Linked DNA regions of Homo sapiens: region 1 is linked to region 2. The links are chromatin loops, found by intact Hi-C in ENCODE. Cell type or tissue: mucosa of descending colon. All regions are shown on one strand. Links, peaks and the distances in the headings refer to the core of each region. The heading gives the core; the rest is flanking DNA.

Region 1 (9,626 bases), core at 3,071-7,070, 560 kb before region 2:
CTGCTGTGAACAGCACATATGAGGGATCTAGATTTGGCGCTCCTTATGAGACTCTGATGCCTGATGATCTGTCACTGTCTCCTGTCCCCCCCAGCTGGGACCCTCTAGTTGCAGGAAAACAAGCTCAGGGCTCCCACTGATTCTACGTTATGGTGAGTTGTAGAATTTTTTTCATTATATATTACAATGCAGTAATGATAGAAATAAGGTGCACAATAAATGTAATGCATTTGAATCATCATGAAACCATCCCCCTGCCTCCCTTCAGTGGGAAAATTGTCTTCCACGAAACCGGTCCCTGATGCCAAGAAGGTTAGGGACCACTGCAGTAAAGGACCCCTTCTTTGACTGGCTTCATTCAGTCAGCATGATGATTTTTAGGGTCATTCAAGTTGTTACATATATCCATAGCTTTTTCTTTTTCATTGCTGAGTAATGTTCCATTGTATGGATTTACTACAGTGTTTTTATCCTGTGGATGGATATTGATGGAGTTGTTTCCAGTTCTTGGCTTTTACAAATAGAGGTGCTGTGAACATTCACGTGCAAGTCTTCATATGGGCACGTGCTTTCATTTCTCTTGGGTAGATACCTAGGAGTGGAGTGGCTGGGAGATGTGCTGGGTATATAATTAACTTTTATGTAAACTGCCTGCTGTTTTCCAAATTGGTTGATTTTACTCTCCCGCCGGCAGTGTGAGAGTGTCCACTTTGGGCTTAAGTTCAGCAGGCTTCTGGCAGTGATGGGATAGCAGCTGTCCTTAAGAAAGAGCATTTGCCCTCTGTGTCTCTTGGGCTGTGAAGTGTCTTGTACTGATGAGGGGGGTGGGAGGCTATAGGAGTGAGGCTGAGGAGGGAAAGGAGAAGCCTCAGAAAGAGGTGCAGACTGAAGACCACCTTAGAAGGTCGCAAAATCCAAGGGAGCAGAGCCAGTGTGCCTCTCCTTGTGACCTCTGGCCTCAGTTTCCCTGTCTGTAAATCCGGATGTTTGGCCAAGATCAGTTTTCAACAAGGTGCTGGGTGGGGGGGCGGGGGGCGGCGGTGTATGGCGTGCAAGCATTGTAGCCCCCAAGAGGACATTTGGCCATGTCTGGGGCAATTTTCGGTTTGTTACAACTTTGGGGTGTCATGGTTGTTACTGGCACGTGGCAGGTGGAGGTGAGGGATGCTGCCCAAGATCCCGCAATGCCTGGGGCAGCCCTGAGTCTTCGTCATCCCGAGACTGAGAGCCCCAGGTCAGATGAGCTCTGTGACCCCCTCAGCCTCTGATCCACACTCACCAAGGATTACTCTGGTGCACGATTCTGTTTCGGTGGGAGCTGGTGTAATTATCTAGAGGTGTGTCTACCTGTGTGCCCAGAGGGGCCCGCCCTCTCGGTGAGCAAGGACACCTGGTTCCCTGGGGTCTGAGCCAGGCCCTCAGGGAGGGGGGCAGCCAGGAGCCGCAGGGGGCTCAGCCAGCTCCTGGCCCTCAAGTGTTCTAGGAAACCGGCTTCTCTGTGGGGATGTGACTCTCCCTCACTCCTCCCATTGCCTGAGTAGGCAAATTCCACCTAGCTCTTTATGACTAACTGCCTGGCAGCCTGAGCTCAGGGCAGTTCCTAACGAACTTCTTTGATTATTAACCTATGCTGGGCCCAGGGAAATTACTCACTTGTTTTCTGGCCAAGAGAAAATCTCCTGGAAACTTCTATATATAAATCTTTTTGACAATTCCGCATTCAAGAGAGTTCCCCTGGCAGTTCTTCTATTTGTAGGGTGGGGAGAAAAACCCATGTAATTTCCCCAAACTGTGGATTTTGTTCCTATAGAACATGCTTGTGAGATTCAGTGTGCGTATTTGTGTGAGTGTGTGTGAATGTGTGTGTGAATGTATGAGTGTGGATGTGTGTGAATGTGTGTGTGTATGTGAATGTGTGTGAATGTGAGTGTGAATGAGTATGTGGATGTGTGTGAATGTGTGAATGTGTATGTGTGGGTGTGAATGTGTGTGTAAAGGTGATTGTGAGTGTGTGAATGCGTGTGTGAATGCGTGTGTGACTGTGTGAATGTGTGAGGTGTGAATGTGTGTGAATGGATGTGTGTGTGAATGCGTATGTGTGAATGTGAATGCGTGTGTGAATGTGTGTGTGTGTGAATGTGTGTGTGTGTGGTGATGGTCATTGTCCACATTGGTGGTCTTGTCACTCACTTCTTGATCTGTTGCTGCATCAGCAGAATGCTGGGCAGATGGCTGCATCTTGTTTGGGAGTTTGGGAGTTTTCTTTGAGTATCTGTTTTTTAACTTTCAGGGGAGAATACCAAGGTTGGGAAACACTGGTTTTGCTGACATAAGAATAAGAAAATTGGCCAGGTGCATTGGCTCACACCTGTGATCCCAACACTTTGGGAGACCGAAGTGGGAGGATTGCTTGAAGCTAGGAGTTCAAGACCAGCCTGGGTAACATAGGGAGACCCCCATCTCTACGAAAAAACAAAACACCCAGGTGTGTTGGTGCTGCCTATGGTCCCAGCTGCTCAGGAGGCTGAGGTGAGAGGATTGCTTGAGCCTAGGAGGTTGAGGCTGCAGTGAGCCATGATTGCACCACTACCCTCCAACCTGGGCAACAGAGTGAGACCCTATCATTAAAAATCAGTCAATCAATCAATCAGTCAATCCATGCGCGTCCTCCCCCATTCCTGCCTTGATTTCCCTGTTAGGATTTGCCATGGGGTGGGCAGCTGGGCAAAGGCATCTGAGCTGGAGGTAGGTGATAAGCTCCCTGGGCCTCCCACCCTGCCTGCCTCTGCTCAGTGGCTCCTGGGTCCCTCCTGACCATGTAACCTTTGCGCCAGCCAGAGAATCTGCCCTTTGCCTTCCTCTCCAGGAAGTTGTTGAGATACATGAGTGAAAATATTATTCTTTTAAGTGCTTTGGATGTTATAAAAAATACACTGTGCCATTAATGCTCGTGCAGGGCTCCCGGCCGGCCTAGGCCCTCTGCACTTGAGATTCCTCTGGCAGCATCTGTTTAGAACTGGGCACTCCTGGTTCTGGTCAAGTTTATCCTGACCAGTTCATTTCATGGCAGTTCTGGTCATTTTTGAGAAAATCTAGTTTGCACTTTCATTGGGCCCCTTTGTGTTTTCTAGTTCAGATGTGGCTTCTCTAGCTTTTTCTTGCTGCTAAATGGTCTTAAAGGTTTGAGATCAGTGTCTCAGACTTTAGCCTGCGTCAGGATCACCTCAGGTCACGTTTTAACTGAGGGTGGGTTAAAATGCAGATCACTGTGCCGGGCGCGGGTGGCTCATGCCTGTAATCCCAACACTTTGGGAGGCTGAGGCGGGCAGATTGCTTGAAGTCAGGAGTTAGAGACCAGCATGGCCAACATGGTGAAACCCCGTCTCTACTAAAAATACAAAAATTAGCCAGTAGTGGTGGCAGGCGCCTATAATCCCAGCTATTTGGGAGGTTGAGGCAGGAGAATCCCTTGAACCCAGGAGGCAGAGGTCGCAGCGAACTGAGATCGCGCCACTGTACTCCAGCCTGGGCGGCAGAGCAAGACTCCGTCTCAGAAAAAAAAAAAAAAAAAAAAAAAAAGAAATGCAGATCACTGGGCTCCACCCCCAGAAGTTCTGATTCAGTGGGTGGCGGGTGAGGCCTGGGAACTTCATGACGAGCCCCCTGGCAAGGCTGCTGCTGCCATTTTGGTGCCACACTTTGGGTACTATGGCTTTGGGCACTCCCAATCCAGGTGCCATGGCATGGGGAGCAGTGGGTGAACCAAATCCTGGAGCCTGGACTGTTCCATTGGGTGCATTTCTGGCTGGCAGATAGAGGACCACCCAGCTGTGCTTGATGGGGTCTAGAAGCATTGAAACTGGTTTGCCGTTATGATGTCCATGAGGTTGGAGTCCTTTCTTAGTTAAAAAATCTGAAGACCCAACAACACACAGCACCCCCACGCTGAACCCTCCCGAGAATGATTGAGCTCTTCCAAATAAAGGGCGATTTTGTAGCTTTTCAAGTTTTAACAGTTTGATAACTCCCAGGCTCCTGTTGAGATGCTTTGTGATGAGGTTGTGCGTTCCCCTGTATCTTTCCTGTGGGTGTTTATGTGTACAGAACACATGTATCTGTATTTACGTGACTGAGCACAGGCGATTTCCCCGAGTCTCACCTTGGTGTGTGCCAGTGCATGCGCGTGCGCGCGCGCACACACACACACACACACACATACCTCCTCTCAGAGAATGTTGATGTGGCAATTCATGTTTGACAGCTGGGTTAACCCATAAATAGATCCCAAAATATAAATTTACCCAGACCTCAACCTGCTTAAGCCTTTAAATAGCTCACTAGGGCTTTTAGAATGAAGTTGAAATTCCTTGGCCTCACCCTTAAGCCTTTTTAGAAGGAGTCATGGAGGAAGTAAAGAAATGGAAATGGAGTTGCCTCGCTGGGCTCCCAGGCCCTTTGCCGTGGCCCTGCCTGCTCTCCAGCCTGGTCTCACCCCACCTGTGGCACCTTCGCTGTGGAGGATACCGTCAGCCAGGCTCACAGTTCCTGGCAGGCCACTTCCTCTGTCTGGGGCCCTGCCTGGGGGTTTGGATCACCTGAGTCCTGCCCCTTGGCAAGCCTCTTTTAACCCACCTGATGCCTTCACAACCCAGCTCAGGAGTCCTGCTTCCCCAAGGCCATTCCGATGGCTCCTGCTGGCGATTCCAGGGCCTGCCACCTGGTGGCCTGTGCACTTTGCTGTGACGTGGGCTGCACGTCTCTCCCCAGCATGGGCTCAAGGTGCTCAGGAACCAAACCCCGGTGTCTCATCCAGGACTGGACACGTGGTGAGAGCTCCATGGAGCTTAACTGCATGAGGGAGGCGGGATGGACTCTGGCTTGTAGGGCACAGTCTGTGTAGCAACAAGGAACATACCTGGTGTTTAGATCAGATGTTCAATGACTCATGTCCCAGAGAAGGGGCCTGCAGCCGTATTGGTCAGTTGGGGAGCTTGTATACTCAGGCCATTGAGGTTGCCATGGCCACCATTTTGGGAATCTTTTCTTTGGGAGTTGCCATCAGAATTTAGGGCATTAAAAAAGTCCTTAAATTTAGGTAATGTTTGCCTTAAGCAGATGGTCTTTGCCTTTTAGAACTGTCAGAACTTGTTTACCCTTCAAGCTGGGCACTGTGGTAAGTTGACTCTTTGGGTCCTTGGTTGGAAACATGAGAATCCCATTCTGGCTGACTCAAGCAGACATGGATTTTATTCGAAGGATGTGGGGGTGGCTTTGAGCATAGAGGCGTTGGGATGGACTGAACCATGGGCCCAGGGGACAGGCACAGGCTGCCTGTGTATTTAGGGCACTGCTTGGGTTGCCTGGAGAGTGGTTTATTGGCCCAGATTCTGCCACTTCTTGGCCAGGGGAGGCCTTTCATGGACAGCCTCATCAGAGTGGCAGCAGAGAGAAGAGCAGGGCAGGTCCTCAAAGGAACACTGAAAAGGTTCTCTGAAAGACAGGGGCGTAGATACTGAGCTGGCAATAACAGCGCTGATCCACTGGAATGGGGAAGGGCCTCGAGCTGTTCTGTCAACACGGAGTTGTTTGTCAGGCGTCATGGGTATCATTTTGTGCATCTGCCCTTGTTCAGTGTTTCCTTGTAATTTTGCGGAAAAAAGTCTGCTTAGTGTTGAACCAGACATTCTGCAGCCTTTAAAAGAGAATGGAAATGGAGAGATTGTAATGTGTTCATTGGTGACTTTTGACACGGATGCTAACCTGTAAGATGTGCAGATATATCATGTGCAAACTGTTAAGATGCTGTCAACATTTTGAATGACTTCTTGCAAATAGTAAGGAAATTAAACACGCACAGAGCTGGGCAAATGCTAGAGGATGGTGTTGCCTTTTGCATCTTGGTGGGAAAGAGATATTTAAGGGGGTGAGGGGAGCTCAGCAACAGCGACTTAAGGGCCTGCTAGGAGCGGGGAGAAGTTGGTTGCTGGGGTGTGCGGCCTCTGTAGCCCAGTCCTCCGAGTATCGTGACAGGTGGCTGGGTGCCTCAGTGCTCAGGTATGGGCTCCTGTTCCTGCCGCATGGGCTCCTCTGCTGCTGCTGCTGCTGCTGCTGCTGCTGCTGCTGCTGGCCCGCCAGTTCCCATGGACTCTCCCTCACCTGTGCTTCCTTCTGCTCCCCGACTTCATGGTTGGAACGTGCTGTCTTCCCATCCCTCTGGGCACGTGGCTCCTCTTTTACATGCATGCCTGGCGAATAGTATATCCCCAGTAAATGCTTGCAGAATGAATGTCTTTCCTGAATGTTCTGCTCTGCTCCCCAGCCCCCAGAAATAAAACAGAAATGCTGTACTCCTTCCCTGTCTCAGGCCCAGGAGCATTATTATTATTTTTTTTAAATCTCTTGTGGCACTTTTCTACTTTCTCCTCCACAGTACAGCTGCTTGTTGAGAGGCAGTATATGTCATGTCTAAGAAGAGTCCTCAAGTGAAGTCTGGTGCAGCTTCTTTCTAGCTGTGTGCTTTCAGGAAAGCCTTTTGAATTTGGAGCCTCTGTTTCCTCTAGCTTTACTCCAAAGGAAACAAGTGTAAGTGCTTGGCACCTGCAGCCTGAGCGTAGTTCATGCCGCCCGTATTCCTGGCCAGCCTCCGTTCTCTGGGACCCGGCAGGAATGTGTTTGTCGCCTCTGGCCCTGTGCACCCTGGCTTCCCATCATACCTGGAGACCCTGGGACAAATGCCTGTGGAGTGGATGAGTGAGTGCATGCGGGTCCACTCAGCTCCCCGGCAGGCTTCAGAATCTTCCCTGTATTCTGGAAGTAAGTGGCGTCGCTGCCCAGTTTAGGAGAGTGCCATGTGGGACTCTGTTCCATCAGCTGGGTTGGTGCAGTGGGACTGAACTTTCTTCTTTGGTTGCCCTCTGCAAACAGCCATGCAGATGTTATTGATGGGCAGTTGCAGGTAGAAGCATTTTTGGCCCTACAGGGTAGATCTGCCAGCATGGCAGGCTGATCAGCCACGGGTGCCACGTGGCTCTGGAGGGGCTTGGCGCCTACGTTAGTCAGCTCGGGCTGCCACGACAAAATACCACAGACTGGGAGGCCCAAACGTATTTTCTCACAGTTCTGGAGGTTGAGAGTCCATGATCAAGGCACTGGCAGGTTTGGCTTCTTCCCATTCTGTGCCTCACCTGGTCTTTTCCGTGTGTGTGGTCTTCAGTGTTTTTCCGTTCTCAGGAGGACACCAGTCTTGTTGGATGAGGGTCCCACCCTTAAGCTGCCATATTACCATGATTGCCTCCTTAAAGACCTTATCTCCAGCGACAGTCACCTTGGGGTGTGAGCCTCTGCAGAGGAATTTGGGGGATACTGCGCAGTCCGTACAGCATCCCTCCCTCCCTGGTGGTTTCTGAGGATTTGTCACTGATGTAGTAGCATCACGAGTGTTTCGTCACTTAACCCAGAGCAGGGCTTTGACGACATAGCTGTGCCCAACGTAGATCTTTATGGTAATTTTATTTTAATTGAGGTCGCAGGGACTAATTTTTACTGGAAAGAAGTAGCAGCCATGAGGCAGGAGATCCTCTTTACTTTGTAAAAAAATGTAAAAGAACTTGTTTAGATCAAAGTCATGTTTTTAAAATATAAACTAGATTATGAAAAAAATTAAAACTTGATTTAAAAAGAAGCCTGGGCCAGATGCAGTGGCTCACACCTGTAATCCCAGCACTCTGGGAGGCCGAGGCAGACAGATCACTTGAGGTCAGGAGTTCGAGACCAGCCTGGCCAACATGGTGAAACCCCGTTTCTACTAAAAATACAAAAATTAGTCAGACATGGTGGCGTGTGCCTGTAACCCCAGCTACACGGGAGGCTGAGGCAGGAGAATCTCTTGAACCCGGGAAGTGTTGGAGTGAGCCAAGATTGTGCCTCTGCACTCCAGCCTGGGTGACAGAGTGAGACTCCGTTTCAAAAAAAAAAAAAAAGAAAAAAAAAAGGTAGAACTCATAGTTGCCATTGAGGTCTGAGTCCCGGCTTGCCTCAGTTGGGGTTCTTGCCCCCATTTGCAGGTGAGAGGTGGAAGCTCAGGCAGGCCCAGCCTCCGAAGGTGCAGCGCAGGGACCCTAACCTGAGAGCTGGAAATGCTTTCTTAGAGAAAGTGCATAAGGGCTGTGCCCATCTCTCCTTTGCCCGAAGACGACTGTTCTGCTGCATTGGTTTCACTGTGTTGTTTCTGTAACTCTGGTGTTTAATCCACGTGAAGACAGTGGAGCTGTTTACACTGTTTGATTGATTGGATGCTTATCAGGAATCTCAAAACCCAGCTTTGGGCAACCAGATGCCTTTGACTTCTCTTTCTCCTCCACTGACAGTGATCTCTGAATGCTTTTATAAAGGTTTTTCATAAAGAATATAAAAAGTGACAGAAATAAAATTGGCAATCAACCAAATTCCTTACCTCTCAAATTGCCTCTTCTGAGACTTTTTGTGATGATGCGTGTGCCCCACCCTGCAATTGGTTTCATAGAAATTCCTTGGATTTCCTCTGTTTCTGACAAAGAGCCAGGGCGGAAGCTGCAGGTCACTGGGTGCCAGCTGTTTCCCACCGTCAGCCTTGGGAGGGGCACGGAGCTTTGCAAATGTCTCTTCAGCTGGTGTTTTCTGCCATAGGACAAAGAGAAAGGAGAGTGACATGGTGTTTTGAATATTTTAGTAAGAAAACAGTCTCCACCTGCACACAAACAAAAAAAATTAATGCTTGGATATAACTTTTTTAATCCTCAAAGTAATAATAACTTTCTATCTCATAAGCCAGAGGGATGGTGGCATAGCTAACAGCAGCTGCATGTCCTCAGGTTAAACTTCACATCTTGACTGGCAGGCTTGCCTCGCGGGTGCACTTCGTGAATGCCCGCTGCTCCTGCAGCGGAAGAGTCTCCTGTCCTTGGGCCTCAGTGGCAGGGGCAGCAACAGGAGGCTGCGGCCAGTTGGCTTCACACTGTTTGGGAACAGCAGAAGGGTCAGAGCAGACCTCAACATTATCTGAAACGAGTACTATTCACAACAGCAATTTGCAGGTTATGTGACAAGAATCATATCATTTGGTGTGTGTGTATGTGTTTATTTATGAGACAGGGTCTCACTCTGTTGCCCAGGGTGGAGTACAGTGCCACAATCGTAGCTCACCATAACCTCAAACTCCTGGGCTCAAGCAATCCTCCCACCTCAGCCTCCCAGGTAGCTAGGACTACAGGCGCACACCACCACACCTGGCTAATTCTTTATTATTTTTGTAGAGACAGGCAGGGTCTTGCTGTGTTGCCCAGGCTGGTCTTGAATGCCTCAAGTGATCCTCCCACTATGGCCTCCCGAGTTGCTGGGGTTACAGTCATGAGCCACCGCACATGGCCCTAGTTTATATTTATTAATTGGTTTAATCCTCCCAGGAATTTGAAGATATAATTCCTGATATATAGGTGTCAGAATTTGAGACTAAGAGTATTGAGTGATAATTCATTTCTCACCTCTCTGGAAGAAGGTGTAATAAGCATAGAAAATACAGAATTTTCTATATACTGATATAACACATATTTTCTTGTGTGTATGTGTATATGTGTTGTGTGTGCATAGTG
Region 2 (9,626 bases), core at 1,943-5,942:
AGAGGTGGAGGTTGCAGTGAGCCAAGATCACTCCACTGCACTCCAGCTTAGACGATAGAGACAGACCTTCTCTCAAAAAGAAAAAAGCGAGACACAAAAGATCTATAAGTGATTGATTCGGTTTACATGGCGTCTCAGAAAAGGCCAGTCTGTAGAGATAGAAGGAGAAGCGGTTGCGTCGGTGTGGAAAGGAAAATTTCAGGTGGGCATGAGGAATCTTTCAGGGGTGGCAGAAACGTTCTAAACCAGATTCTGGTGATGGTTGCGCGCTGGGTTTTTTTTACTAGAAATCACTGAAGTGTATCCCTAAAAACAGGTAGATTTTATGATATGTAAATTATACCTTAATACAGCTGTTGGGGAAAAAAGAAGACTTGGTACTGCCCATCCCCACCCCCAAGGGCTCCCAGTTTATTAAGAAAACTAAGGAAAACATAAGACAGATGAATGGGGGATGAAGCCGCAAAGGGTCCCCGCTGCTGCCCCCTTGGACATCGTAATAGTGAACTGTGTTCTGGCCTTGGGTGAGGATCAAGGAAGCTGGGCCCAGATCTTTTTCCTTGGTTTTCAAAGCCTTCCAGGTAAATATGGGACCTGCCAGGGTCTTTCAGCACTGGAAATAGCCGACATGCCCCTCAGTGGCCTCCAGGGGAAGCCCCCCAGGAGCTTTGAGGAGCTGCTTTCTCCTCCGCTGCTTTGAGGAGCTTATAGCCCCTTCAAGCTCTTCCCAAACCTCACAGGCCTTTCTGCGTCCCTGACAGAGGTCTCAAGAGGAGCCTTTGACAAACAGCAGTGAGAGCTGATTGCTGCCCAGTGTCATCAAGATGCCGCCATTGATTCTAGCTTTGGAATCTGTGGCCAAATAGGTGACTCAATCTGAAATTTATTTGGAGAAGGCAGACAAACATTCAGAGGAAGCAGCAGAAGTTCCATTAGAGCAAACCTCCGCAGGGAGTGAGAGCAGGGGCCATGCTGCAGAGGAGGCCGGGGCAGCGTGGGTCACCCAGGCGGAGGCGGTGCCGCCCCCTCACATGGACCAGGGGTCTGGGGGCAGCTCTGCTCCTCACCAAGGCCCAAGACCCGTGCTGTCATAACAGTCCTCCTTCAGAGACACCCCTCAATCAGATCTAGGAATTGAAAGTCAGATTGGTTTCACAAGAGAATATTGTGGAGTTTTTTAAAGTCTTGAGGCGGGGCGCCGTGGCTCATGCCTGTAATCCCAGCACTTTGAGAGGCCAAAGTGGGTGGATCACTTGAGGTCAGGAGTTCGAGACCAGCCTGGCCAACATGGTGAACCCCCATCTACTACAAATACAAAAATTAGCCAGGCATGGTGGCATGAGCCCATAATCCCAGCTACTTGGGAGGCTGAGGCAGAATTGCTTGAACCCTGGAGGCAGAGGTTACAGTGAGTCGAGACCACACCATTGTACTCCAGCCTGGGTGACAGAGTGAGACTCCATCTCAAAAAAAAATAAAGTCTTGAGAATGTTCACTTCCTGACGGCTTTGCACATGGCCCATAACAAGCTGTCCTGACCTTCTCAGTGTGTGACCCAGGACACCGTGGAATCTGGGAAAGCCATGATTTCCACAGTATACTCCTAGAAATTTTAATCTCAGAGAATGATGATAGATGTTTCTGGAAAATGAGTTGTGTTTGAGAACTGGATTAAACAAAATTACAGAGGCTTCTTTGTGGCACTTAATAATTTCCCAAACCACTAAAGAGGGAAGCCCCAGCGCTATGAGCATACCTGGCAACAGACCACTTCCTAGAGAAATGCCTCCAGTGAGCCAGGGCTACATTTTGGGAAGTGACTGTATCCTACAGAGTAGAAAAATAGTCCCAGCACAGGGTCTCATGCCTGTAATCCCAGCACTTTGGGAGGCCAAGGTGGGCAGATTGCTTGAGCCTAGGAGTTCAAGACCAGCCAGGGCAACATGGCAAAACCCTGTCACTACAGAAAATACCCAAAAAAAAAAAGCCAGGCATGGTGGTGCATGTCTGTGTCCCAGCTACTCCAGAGGCTGAGGCGGGAGGATCGCTTGAGTCTGGGAGGAGGAGGTTGCAGTAAGCTATGATTGTGCCCCTGCACTCCAGCCTGGGCAACATAGTGAGACCCTGTCTCAAAGAAAAAAAGAGTAGAAAAAAAAAAAAAAAAATATATATATATATATATTCATATTCCAACCCCCGAGAGATAATCAGTTAATGTTTGACATATTACATGTAGTCTTCCTCTGCAACATTTGTGAAAAGAAACAGTGCTTTAAAGAATTTAAGAGCCTTTTTTGGGCTAAAACTATATCATGAACATCTTCTCATGTCCTTATGTATGTCTCTTTTTTTTTTTTTTTGAGACAGTTTCGCTCTGTTGCCCAGGCTGGAGTGCAGTGGCGCGATCTCAGCTCACTGCAACCTCCGCCTCCCATGTTCAAGTGATTGTCCTGCCTCAGCCTCCCGAGTAGCTGGGATTACAGGTGCGTGCCACCACGGCCAGCTAATTTTTGTATTTTTAGTAGAGACGGGGTTTCATCATATTGGTCAGGCTTGTCTCAAATTCCTAACCTCAGGTGATCCACCCACCTTGGCCTCCCAAAGTGCTGGGATTACAGGCATGAGCCACCACCCCCAGCCATGTATGTCTTTTAAAGCGTTATTTTTAGTGGTGTCACAATAATCCGTCCATGGTTGAGCCGTCATTACATAGTCATCCCCCTTGGACATGGGTTTGCAATGAAATATTGAAATACCGCTGGGTTGAGCACATTTGTGAATACAGCTTATGGGGCTTATGATTAATTCATTTCTAAGGATGAGTTTCTAGAAGGAGCCAAATGAGGTCAAAGGCTGTGGACTTTTTCAGGTATTGATCCAACATCACTGTGCTGCTCTCCAGAAGGGTGGTGCCCTCTGTGTACATCTGTTCTTTCTCACCTTGCGTCTCCCCTGGGTCACTGCCAGCCTCACAGCGATAGGGCTCTGCTTCAATTGGGTCTTTGCTCTGCTCACAGCCATGCTGTATCCATCAGGGTTCTCCAGAGAAACAACCAATTTGTGTGTGTGTGTGTGTGTGTGTGTGTGTGTGTGTGTAATCTGAAGTGTGTAGGGCAGGCCAGCTGGTGTGTGTGTGCATGTGTGTAATCTGAAGTGTGTAGGGCAGGCCAGCCGGGGGTGTGTGTGTGTGTGTGTGTATATGTATGTGTGTGTGTCACATCTGAAGTGTGTAGTGCAGGCCGGCGTTCTGGAAACTCGGGCAGAAGTTAATGCTGCATGCTTGATGTAGGATTTCATCATCACGAAACCTGTTTTTTGCTCTTTGGGCTCTCACCTGATGGGATGAGGCCCACCTGCTTTCTCAAGGATAATTGCCTTTGTTTGGAGTCCATGGACTATAAGTGACATCTACAAAAGGCCTTCACAGCAATGCATAGGTTGTGTGTGATGAAATCACTGGCCGCCGTGGCCTGGCCAGGTTGACATGTGAAACTGATCATGAGTCATCCTGCTATGACTTTAATTGCCTGGAGAATTCCTTCCCAGCAAAAGCCGCACGCTGCTTCTCCCAGAGGGGTGGGGTGCATTTTATTGGGCACTTTTGCCTTTGAAAACGTAATCTCCCTAGATAAGTATTACCACTGAACCACCTGCTGAGCAGCGTGCTAGCATTTCTTGACTCCAGATGGGTTTCACACACGTCTGTCCCCTACCTGGCTCCTGTGGCTGGGTGCTAGATGGGACCATGGGACCCAAGTCCACCCTCTGGCCCCTTCTCCCTGTAGGATTCCTAAGCTTGAGCCAGACTGGTCGTTCTGCCAGGTTGGTTGCCCACCCTCCTACCCCTGCAGCGGCCCCATCCCACGTGGTTAAGTGGGTGGCCACACCCACTGCCTTTCCTTTCTCACTTCCAGCTCTGTTCTTCATTCCAGCAGAAGGTCCAGCCTCACACAGTGACCCAGTGGGCTTGAACAGTGAGGTTCCAGTCCCGTCCCTTTAGCCTCATCCCTCATGGGGGAAGATACCTGATGCCGGGGCTGGGGTGTAGGAGGTGGTTGAAACAGCCTGATCTACACCCCTGCCTGGTGGGTTAGGGCTCCGATGCCACACCAGGCCTGGCATCTAGACAGAGAGTTCCACAGAGTCCCCTCTGCCTGCTATGTGCCAGGCACTGTACTAGCACCACACCTGCCCTCAGGAAACTCACAGCATGAAGGAGAGAGAGACACCAAAAATTGCTTGATACTGTGACCCATGCTGGCCAGGCACGGTGGCTTACACCTGTAATCCCAGCACTTTGGGAGGCCAAGCGGGAGAGTTTCTTGAGGCCAGGAGTTCGAGACCAGCCTAGGCAGCATAGTGAGACTCTGTCTCTACAAAAAAAGAAAATTTAAAAAAAAAAAAAAAAAAACAGGCATGGTGGCATGTGCCTGTGGTCCCAGCTACTCAGAAGGCTGAGTTGGGAGGATCGCTTGAGCCCAGGAATTTAAGGCTGCAGTGAGCTGTGATCGTGCCACTGCATTCCAGCCTGGGTGACAGAGACCTCGTCTCAAAAAAAAAAAATTATATATATATACACACACACACACACATACATACACACACACATATACATATACATACATACATATATATATAGTGATCCATGCAAAATCTGCAGCAGGGGTAGGCAGACAGGAGGAAGTGGGTTGCAGGGTCAAGGCAAGCCTCAGAGAAAAAAACCTGAGACTGAGTGGCCCTGACAGGCAGTTGGTGGGACAGGGAAGGGGGTGGTACAGACGGAGGGAACCCCCATGCAAAGGTATAAAAGAGGACCCCCCAATATGCTAACATGTATTCCACTGTTGCTGAAGACTAACACTCAAGGCACTGGTTACCAGGGAATGAGAACTTGTGTTGAGTTTGAGATTTTACTTACCTGGCAAGTTGGCCTTCCAGTTTCACGGAGCTGGTCTAAGATATGAGACTTCAGGGTCAGAGACAAAGAAAAATCCGTTATTCACAGCAATAGCAGTAGCCAGAGTATTAGCATTTGGGTCATTTCCCAGGTCCCAGTGCCCATAGCTGTGATGTAGTCAGGGCCCCATGGCATCCGCACACATCAAGGGCTGCATTGCAGGAGAGGAACCCTAAGCTTAGGAACCAAATCTTCTACAGTGGGCACAAAGCACATTTGCCCTGTGCTCTGGAGGGAGATGCTATCTCCATCATCCAAGGCTGTTTCCTGTGCATGTTCTTGGAAAGATAGTTGGGAAAAAAGGCAGGCAGAGCCTCTGCTGGAAAGACACAGGGAAAGGAGAGAGAAGAATTGTTACCCGGCAAAGATCAGACTGCCTCCTCCACCAAGTCTCTGGTCTAGATTCTGTGAGTCCAGAAACCTCCATCTCAGTCTAGGAGGGACAGCTAGGAGGAAATAAGGACGTCAGTTTGCAACCAGACAAGTTTAGAGGCCTGTGGAATTCCCAGGCCAAGGGAAGAGTTGTTACGGAGACTCTATGGCCAAGAGGGACAGATCACACTAGACATCAAGCTCAATGGATGCCACCAAGGGCAGCCACCTGCTGTATCTTGTACACGTTTCATCCATCCAGCTTTTAGCCTCTCAATCCTTCTCTTCCTAATAGGGTAGGTATAAGATTCCCATTGCTGCTGTAACAAATTACCACCCACTTAGTGGTTTAAAGTAACACGGAAGTATTCCATTACAGTTCTGGAGGTCAGAAGTCCAAGCTGGGTCTGCATGGTTTCATTCCTTCTAGAGGCTGTGAGAGAGTCCATGCCCCTGTCTGTTCCAGCTTCTAGAAGCTGCTACTCATCTTGGTGGCCTTGCATCCCCTCTGACCTGTTTCTGTCCTCACATCTTCTGACTCTGATTCTCCTATTTATATGACCCTCTTATAAGGACCCTTGTATATTGGGCCCACCTGGATAATCCAAGATACTCTCCCCTCTCAAGGGCCTTGTCTTAACCGTATCTGCAGTTAGGTTGCCATGTAAGGTCACATAGTCACAGGTCCTGGGGATTAGGACGTTGACATCTTTGGGAGCCATTTCCCTTCTACCACATTATTCTGACCTCTGTAGATACTGTGGCCCATGTCATCAAACCCCCATGACAGTCACAGCCCTGCCTATTTCTTTCCATCCAGACAGGTGGTGCCTGTGGGTACATCTCAGCGTAGGGTGCAGACAGAGTTGTCTGTTGGAAGGAAAACCACATCGAATCGGGAAGGGAGGGTCCTGGCTAGAGTAAGGACAGTGGGCAGGAGGCCGGGGTCCTGTCCTGCCACAACACTGACCACCTAGAACCTCAACTTTCTTCTTTAAAAATAAAAAGAGAGTAACTACACTTGCCATACTGACCCCCCAGGTTGTATGGAAGCTCAGTGGAGAAAATGGCCGGGGTGCGTGTCTGAACCGCGCTGCATTTGGACGGACACTTTGTGTGTCACATGTTAGTAGCTGCAGTGTGTCCTCCACCCGACTGAGAGTCTGTGTATCAAGATAGGGGTAAATCCTTTCTGACCACTTGCAGACAGAAGTCACGCCTCGTGGTCCAAAGCCACCAAGTCATTACTTTTCAAAGCTTTTCCAGTAGAGACACATGACTCCTTCCTTAAAACAACTTACAGTGAAAATATGTGGATGGTTGAAAAAGTAATGTTTCCAGTCTGCTGAAAGTTCTGTGGGTTTTTTTTTTTTTTTTGCAGGGCAATTATCTGTATAAAATACTTTTTTTCTTTTAAGTAGAATCCTATTGCTAATGAAACCATATTTTGAACATGAAAATTGTTACAAAGAAGAAAAAATGTCATTATCCAGAAAAGCTGCAATAGCTCATGCATTTGATGGTCTAAATAGAACATTTTTCTTCTCAGGGGGATGAAAGCGGTCCCCTCCTATTAGCCTATGAAATTATTTTAGAATTGGGTTTTAATCCCTGGAACGAGAAAGGGGGATGGAACCCTAACATAGGTTCCATGCATGGGAAGTCAAACCTGAAATTTAGAGACAGGAAATATAGCACGCCTAGTCACTAATCCAAAAGGAATGTGAAAAAAGAGTTGTTTTAATGTTGGAAAAAGGCAGCATGAAAGGTAAGGCTTCCTTCCTGCCGTTTCCTCTGGTGCCCTTTTCTTTCCCCCGATCACATTTGCTAGATGTCCATTTCTGTAAGTTTTCCCTCTAGAACAAACCTATCATTTTTCACCACGGGATATTTACAGCTTCAATCAGTGCCAAATTCAATTGGCTTCTGATCTCATCGCTGGAAGTTATAGATGCAGATATTATTTGCACTGCGGTTAATTATGGAGCAATCAAACCTTGGCTTTTCCACTGTAATTTCCTCTGCCAGCTAATTTAATTAATCACCCCCAGCTCAGCTCTTCCAGCTGCGACCAGCAGGGTCATTAATTAGGCATGTGGTGGGAGCTCACCCACCAGGTCCTGCTACGGGGCCGCTGCCCATTTGATCTCTCAGGGAGGGAGAGCTTTTCCTAAGCATCGATCCCCTCCAGAAAGGAAGATGGTTCCCAAAAGGCCTATCAGGGGCAAACAGCTCACCTGCAGTGGTGATTGGTTTACAAAATTCACCTAGTTAAAGAAAAGAGGGCCAGGTGCAACGGCTCACGCCTGTAATCCCAACACTTTGGGAGGCCAAGACGGGTGGATCACCTGAGGCCAGGAGTTTGAGACCAGCCTGGCCAACATGGCGAAACCCTGTCTCTACTAAAAATACAAAAATTAGCCTGGCGCGGTGGCAGGCACCTATGATCCCAGCTACTTGGGAGGCTGAGGCAGGAGAATTGCTTGAAACCTGGAGGTGGAGGTTGCAGTGAGCCGAGATTGCACCCATTGCACTCCAGCCTGGAGGACAAGAGCAAAACTCCATCAGCCGGGCACAATGGCTCACGCCTGTAATCCCAGCACTCTGGGAGGCCGAGGTGGCCGGATCACCTGAGGTCAGGAATTCAAGACCAGCCTGACCAACATGGAGAAACCCTGTCTCTACTAAAAATACAAAATTAGGCAGGCGTGGTGGTGCACGCCTGTAATCCCAGCTACTTAGGAGGCTGAGGCAGGAGAATCACTTGAACCTGGGAGGCATAGGTTGCAGTGAGCCGAGATCACGCCATTGCACTCCAGCCTAGGCAACGAGCGAAATTCCATCTCAAAAAAAAAGAAAAAGAAAAGAGGCCTCGCCTTCCATTTAGACTGGCTCATGAACTTGCCAAAGAAAGGGCTGTTGTCAGTCGCCGAGGCTTCGGTCTCAGGTTTTTCAGGTCAGTGTGTGCCTAATAATGCAGATGTCATGTGATGAGCTCGGTTTGTTGCAAGGAAGCGTCGTCCTCCTCACGGGCTCTTTACGTTGACATTGTGGCTTTGGAGGCTGATATTTTCTCTAAAGGAAAGATTAAAGGATTGTTTTCATTTTATTATAAGGAAGAGACATTTTTGGTATAAGCCCATCAAAGTTGGTGCCTAAATGCTGCAACTGATTCTTCTATTATTTTGAAGAGCCTGTTTATTTTCCAGCAGTTACCAGCTTAACTAAGACATTGTCACTGGAATTCCGTATAAATGTGTGCATGCTCACACCCATGCCTACATTAGAAAGAGAAGTACCCCAAATTTGGGAGGCTTTCTTATGATCATTCTTAAATAGTTTATTGTCTTATAATAATGTGGGCTTTTTTGTTTTACTTAATATATAGGAAGATTTTTTTTTAATACCTTAAAAATACTGCACATTAAGTCTGTTTTTTTACAGAAGGATAAATGGATGAACAGGTGTTTTAGGAGCCACAATAAACCATCGCAGAGCAAGGAGTGCCTCTTCTGAGATCCCATTCGATGCTCTGCCCTCAATTAAATGAATCCGAGATAAATGGGCATGTGCGTGTGTATGCACACACACGTGCACACATACACACACAGGCACACATATGCACACACCAAGGTTCTAGATGAGAAGGAACAGAGGGATCCAGCTCAGTAATTAAAGGAATAATAAGGACTCATTGTGTGGCAGGTGGAAGAAAAGGTGCAGGAGGAAGACTCACAAAGTCTGGAGGATTGGCGCTCTCTGTTCAGCCGGGCAGGAAGGCAGGAAGCACCCCTGTCATAAAACCCCTACAGCCTGTAAACACCAAAGTTCCCTCCTGTCTTGGAGTGGGGCTGGGAGGCCCCGGTGGGGAACAGCTGTAATGATGGTTCGCTTTAGTTGTGCCTTCCTGAAGGGCGGGGGGGGGTCTCTGCGGCCACCTTAAACTTAAACAAGTGTATTCAGTCTTGACGGCCAGCCCCGTGACCTGCCAGCATATTAACATTTAAATGCACAGTACATTCATTCATTTCATGCTGTAAGGATCATTCTGGAACGAATGATAAGTAGTGGTTTTTCCCTGACATTCGTACTCTACTTTTGGAAGTGTGGGAGATTGTTGAGCATTTTTAAATAGCCATAATGCAAGGGGCTTCTGTGTATTTCTAGTTCTTAAAGAAAATGCAGGATGCAAACAAAAAATTAATTTTCAGACATTTTCTTTCAGGAAAACCTCTGTTTGGATATAAATCATTGAAACCTTGAAACAAATCTGTCATTCTATTCACAACTCAAATAT

Evidence for each region. A loop is a pair of places that touch in the nucleus more often than their neighbours do. Peaks named below come from ENCODE experiments on the same cell type or tissue, not always from the same donor. Only the 100,000 strongest peaks of a DNase experiment are listed, where the experiment ranks them.
Region 1: a loop joins it to region 2, with 7 times the contacts of the local background. A loop is called at or near these places in 1 of 110 quality-filtered maps.

Annotation. Positions count from the first base shown.
Region 1 is chr2:235,509,969-235,519,594 of GRCh38, forward strand. All of the region lies in intron 1 of AGAP1 (ArfGAP with GTPase domain, ankyrin repeat and PH domain 1), which reads left to right. It overlaps TNRC17 (trinucleotide repeat containing 17), which reads right to left and starts at 7,953. Exons shown (of 1, transcript NR_146582.1): 1 at 3,772-7,953. In mucosa of descending colon, for the core only: CTCF peaks have their summits at 4,713 (motif pointing left) and 4,915; a DNase peak (open chromatin) is centred at 4,793.
Region 2 is chr2:236,074,979-236,084,604 of GRCh38, forward strand. All of the region lies in intron 16 of AGAP1 (ArfGAP with GTPase domain, ankyrin repeat and PH domain 1), which reads left to right. Among named protein-coding and RNA genes, the nearest start is that of GBX2-AS1, 88 kb to the right of the region's middle. RefSeq lists enhancers at 488-992, 7,815-8,314. In mucosa of descending colon, for the core only: no CTCF peak of the experiment used is centred there; DNase peaks (open chromatin) are centred at 3,213 and 3,493.